2 separate regions of the Homo sapiens genome follow, and region 1 is linked to region 2. A link is a loop called in an ENCODE intact Hi-C map of the cell type or tissue named here. Cell type or tissue: chondrocyte. All regions are shown on one strand. Each heading gives the region's core, and the rest is flanking DNA. Links, peaks and the distances in the headings are about the cores only. Region 1 overlaps ASZ1 (ankyrin repeat, SAM and basic leucine zipper domain containing 1). Region 2 has its middle 37 kb from the start of TES.

What was found. A loop is a pair of places that touch in the nucleus more often than their neighbours do. Peaks named below come from ENCODE experiments on the same cell type or tissue, not always from the same donor. Only the 100,000 strongest peaks of a DNase experiment are listed, where the experiment ranks them.
Region 1: it touches region 2 in a loop (8-fold over the local background); 7 of 110 quality-filtered maps call a loop at or near these places.

Annotation. Positions count from the first base shown.
Region 1 is chr7:117,385,012-117,387,934 of GRCh38, forward strand. It overlaps ASZ1 (ankyrin repeat, SAM and basic leucine zipper domain containing 1), which reads right to left. Exons shown (of 13, transcript NM_130768.3): 5 at 687-798. Among named protein-coding and RNA genes, the nearest start is that of ASZ1, 41 kb to the right of the region's middle. In chondrocyte, for the core only: CTCF peaks have their summits at 1,012 (motif pointing left) and 1,214; no DNase peak of the experiment used is centred there.
Region 2 is chr7:116,171,657-116,174,579 of GRCh38, forward strand. No RefSeq gene overlaps it. Among named protein-coding and RNA genes, the nearest start is that of TES, 37 kb to the right of the region's middle. In chondrocyte, for the core only: a CTCF peak has its summit at 1,570 (motif pointing right); no DNase peak of the experiment used is centred there.

The DNA.
Region 1 (2,923 bases), core at 7-2,506, 1.2 Mb after region 2:
AAACATATTTCCAAAGTTGTAATTGCAAAGCTGACTGCAAAGCTCATTGATTTTTTAAAACCAGTGTTTTATACAATTAACTGATGTTAAGGAATAAAATGATTTATTTGCCAATCACTGAAGGGTTTTCTACAAAAAATAATTCTTATGTATATTTTAGAGCCCAGATTTTGCTGTGTGTTACAATTTTTTTTTTTAATCAAGAGTAAGGACTACGAGAGTCAGTTAATTCCTCATTTCTATTTCTTTTCTTTTCTTTTTTTTTGAGATGGAGTTTCGCTCTTGTTGCCCAGGCTGAAGTGCAGTGGTGCGATCTTGGCTCACTACAACCTCTGCCTCTTGGGTTCAAGCGATTCTCCTGCCTCAGCCTCCTGAGTAGCTGGGATTAAAGGCACGTGCCACCATGCCTGGCTAATTTTTTGTATTTTTAGTAGAGACAGGGTTTCACCATGTTGGCCAGGCTGGTCTCAAATTCCTAACCTCAAATGATCCGCCTGCCTCGGCCTCCCAAAGTGCAGGGATTACAGGTGTGAGTCACCATACCCTTCTATTTCAACTGTTGCTTTTTTTCACCAGATAGCAATTATATTCCAGCCCTTTTGTAATTATTACTTCTTAAAATTCTTTTTTTGTAGATTACTGATAATAACAGAAACAAAAAGAAACATTGTAAAAATGTTTCTCACAGTGTAACCATTCTCATCCTGGGTATTAACTTCTGCTCCATGAGCAACAAGGAGAGCAACAACCTGGGTGTGACCATCTCGAGCAGCATACATGATTGGGGTCATAAGTCTCCTAAGGAGGAGGAAGAAAGGAAACATTTGTGTTAATGCTGCCATTAATCTCTCATTTTCATTAATTTAACCATACACAATACCACCAGTACTGCTTTGAAAACGAAAAGAAATGAAAGCTTTTGCTAAATCAGGTGATTTAAAAATCCAACCTTCCTGCAAGTAAGTACAAGTGAAAGAGATGACACTTTTAAAGTGCTGAATGCTTACACAGCACCCTCTAGTGAATAAATGTATTAAAAATACATGAAATAAGCCACGCTTTCTACTATGAAGTTCACTAATATACATATTCATCTAGAAAATTATCAGTGTACCCACACTATGCTTATGCTAGGAATATAGTAATGAATGACACAAATAAGGTCCCTGCCCTCAAAGGATTTGCTAATACTAAATGCTTATTACATTTTATTTAGAGGATTGCTGAAACAAAAATGTAAATTTAAAAACTTCATTCCTTAATGTATTCTATTATGATTCTACTTTAGTCTGAGACTGAAAGAATTTTATTCTGACTGGGAGACTTACTATATATAATTAGAAAAGAGATAAGTCCAATAGATTAACCAGCTTAATATTCTCTTAAGAGTACTTTCTGGGAGAGGATAGTGGTTTCTCTGTAGTTTATCATTTCCCAAAATTAGAGATTCAATCCTTCTACTCCTGGAAGTTAGTCACCTTCTGGGCCTATTCCAAGGACACCAGATTTTATCAGCTCTACTTGGGCTGAACATAACATCATGGTCTGTTTTAAAGGAGGTCTGAGACTCTGAGCCCAATTTTCCTGAGTCGTCCTCAAGATCTGATTTATACACAAAGAACTTTGGAAAAGAAAAATAAATAATTTCAGAGTTCCATGTTTTGATCTTACCAAGAAAGTTTTTATTGGTTATTCACATTACATATACAACCTACCAATAGACTATTTCTCTGTAAGGTTTGTTAGCATAAGGTTATACCCTGAAATCTGAACACTTCACACCTATGTCCTTGTTAGCACAATTCATATATATCTGTTTCTTATATTTCATGGTATATTATAATTTGAATGTTTTATGTGAAATTATATGCTAAATCAGTTGTAAAAGATTGCCTCCTCTACCTTGAATATCCCTTACATAGTGGCTTCATTAGATAGACAATCTTTATGAGGTAAAGATTGAATTTCCTGGATAACTTAAGCAAACATAAAAAAATATATACAACTAGCCAGGTGTGGTGGCTCAGGCCTGTAATCTTACCACTTGGGGGGCTAAGGCAGGTGGATTGCTTGAATCCAGGAGTTCGAGACCAGCCTGGGCAACAGAGGAAAGCCCTGCCTCTACCTCTACTTAAAAAAAAAAAAAAAAAAAAATTAGCTGGATGTGGTCTGCACAACTGTAATCCCAGCTACTTCAGAGGTGGGAGAATCACCTGAGCCTGGGAGATCAAGGCTTCAGTGAGCCGAGATTGTGCCACTGCACTCCAGCCTAGGCAACCAGAGTGAGACCCTGTCTCAACAACAACAACAACAACAACAACAACAACAACAACAACGCCACCCAAAACCCCCACATACACACATACGTGGCAACAACAAATTATTTGAATTAACCATTCGAATTCAAATTCTTCATTACATCTAAATCCGAACTGTTGATGTCTCATCTCCACTGCACTTACCTGCATAATAACCCAAATCTGCTCCTCTCAGTCTTCCCTATTTCATAAAGCCACCATTAACCACATTACTCAGGCTTAAGACTAGGCATAATTCATGACTCTTCTCTGTCATTCCAAGTACAAGTCACCGGCAGCTCCTATTAGCCCTGCCTTCATAATCTGCTTCTGATCACTTTTCATCACCTCATTAGCCACTGCAGTGGTCCAAGACAACATCATCTTTCTCTGATTTATATTGCCATAGTCTCATAACTGCTCTCCTCCATGCTTCCATTCTTGGCCACTTACAGTTTATTGTCTTTGAAAATGCCAAGATCTCCCCTTTGCAGGAACTGTGCAAGTGCTCTTGCCTGTCCCCAGACCTTCATATTGCTAACTCCTTATTCTTATACAGATCCTTATTAAGAGAAGATCAGTAAAATTTTCAAACCTCTAGCTAGACTGATTAAGCAAAACAGAGA
Region 2 (2,923 bases), core at 99-2,598:
TTGGGAAAGGTACCTTAGATCATAAGTCAGCTAATAAAGAGAATGGCAGACCCATGTTCTCATAGTGAAAGGATTAAAAAGAAAGCCCTGCAAGGAGGATCTACGTTCACTGTTTCTTAGAGGGCTGAAGAAGAGCATCAACGTCCACCAGTTCGAATCCCAGAATCTCAGACTCAGGTGGATCCAAGGAGTGATGATCCTTCCTGTGAAAAGCAGTAGAGGTTTTGCAAGGGAAGATAGTAGAGTATTGAATGGAGAATGTTCAGGAATGGAATGTTTGGAGCTGGAGGGCACACAGGGGTTTAAAGGTGAGGACTGGCTGCGCATCTTTGGAAGGTGGAATGGGAGTCATCCATGACGTCCCGTTCTTAGGAAGCCCTACGTTATTTTGGTTCCTTAACTTGTGAGATTTGAGGAAAACTCCAGGTTAACTAGGACTTTAATATGGTCCCTTTTAACCTTGTAATTCCTTTCTAAAATTTCTCTCATCCTAAAATAAAGAGGTCACATATTTTTAGAAAATCAGGTGTGATGCCTTTGTGGAGGATGAAGGATGAAAGTAGACAAGAGGTCTCATGGATCCAATGGAAAAAAGTATGTAATAATATTGGGGCAACCACACCTCAGAATAGGTGAATGGATGAATAGAAATGCCAGAGCATGACCCACAGAGAAACTGGTAATGGAGGGAGATCCTGGAATCTGGAAAATATCCCAGAAAAAATATGTGGATGAGACATTTTACAACCAAACCTTCCTCCAACCCTCACAGGTTACTGAAGGAACAGAACAGAGCTTGTAAACTGCAAGCTACATAGTTATGTGTCTTCAAAATACTAATGTTGTTTGTATTATAAGTGGGATTATGAGTCATTTTGTTTCTTCTGTTTTCTAGAGTTCATGTAGACACATGCTTTCCATCCAATAAATATTTATCAACATTTACAATACACCAGGCATTCTTCATCAGTGAGTAAAAGAGGCAAAAATAAACCCCTGCCTGTACTCTAAAGAAATACAATGTAAAAGCAGACAAAAGCAACTATTAATATTTTTAGCTCAGTGGTCAAATATGCCTCTCTCATGTGTGCACAAATGCATGCACGCAGAGGCACGCACACATGCACACAAACAGAGTGTCTTTCCCGGTTTTCTTAATTTCAACCTGTTTATTTCCCCAGTCTCCCCACTTATTTCTAATTCTTCATTTCACTCATAGGTTTATTAGAATTTCTCAGAGTTCTTTGAGCTAAAAAGCTCAGTAATTATAAGTCATCTGTTGTGCCCCGAAACCTTTATTAAATTTTATTTAGACAAAATTATAGAAAACAATTCAGTATGCTTCAATTAAAATTAGCCAAACTATTTTCTCATACACACTGCATTCCTACTGCCTCAACACACATATACACAACCACATACACCAGTAATATTAAAAGTTAAAAAGTAATTTGCAATTCAAGTATGTTTGTTGAAATAATTACTACAGTTGTATATGAATGTTCAGTGAGGTAAGAGGAAATTGTTTATTACTGAATAATGAAAAAATATTACGCTTGTCCATTGGGTGGCAGCAAAACTCTTCCATACTGTTAAATTCTCAAAGCCTTTGTCTTCAGTGTCTTCATGCTAAATTTGATAGATTATACTACACACAGAGGAAAATCCTCAATTCTTCCCTTTCAGGAAGGGGCTGCAGAAGCAGTGAGATTAGTGCTGCATTGAGTTTAAAGTCTTACTGGGTATAGAAGAAATTATCTTTTGAATTTAAAAAACAACAAATTTTATTATTTTATTCTTCAATTCAATCCAAAAGATTCGTGTCAATTACGTGTCAGTACTATGCTGGAAACTTTCTATTTTCATGAAGTTGGCTCCAGCGGGTAGAACTCTACACGAAAAAATAAACATCTGCAACATCAAAAACACCCGGCTTCAATCTCCATCTTCCCTCTCAACACCCTCCTATCATCTGAGCAAACACTCCTTCTTTCCAAAAAGTTACTACTTGATTGGAAACTTAAGCTAGAAAATCACCATAACACAGCATCAAAATTACTGTTTATCTAAAATTGTATAAGTAAAGCAAGGATATCCACTCCATCCCTAAGGTCAGAATTTTTAAATCCACAAACAAATATTTACTTAACCTGCCTGCTCCACAGGGGCCTTTGACCCTCCCTCCTTTGCTCCCAGAACAAAGAGAGAAAAGAGCAATACAAGTGAAAGGAAGAGAATTAACAGTTGAGTGTCAAGAGATGCTGACTGAAATGAACAGAACAGGGCAAGTATGTTAAAGTGCTTCCCAGGTTTTTTCATACGGCATACATCGAACATGCTATTTGTTTTGATACTTTGAGGTAAATGAATGATACCCTTAGATCTGGAAGTGACCAGCCTAGAGTATCTGGCTGTTCTGGGCCTGGAGACCCTGAAGGCCAAAGAGACAAAGGTATCTGTCCATCTGTTCCACACACATGGCACAACCTCTATGCCCCAGCTCACCTACATGGACATTAGGGTTACATGGGGAACTAAGAGGGCTTTAAAATCACTATTCTCAAGAAGGTCCATAAACTCATCAGTTTAGAGAATCTTCTTCCTCCCATTTTTATTTTATACATTTTATGCTTACAAAATGTACATTTTGGGACAATGTGCCCCTGTGGCTTCCCCAGCTTATCCACATATCCCTCTCCCCACATACTATTCATGTGTTGTCACCCACCAGTTACAGAATCATGGAAGGTGATTTACTTTATATTCACTATGTTTGGGGGAATCTTCTTTGGAACCATTTTGTGCTGGGTCATTGTTTTTAAAATTTTTAATTTAATTTCAAGTTCCAGGATACATGTGCAGGATGTGCATGTTTGTTACATAGGTCAACTTGTGCACCAAACATGGTGGTTTGCTGCACCCA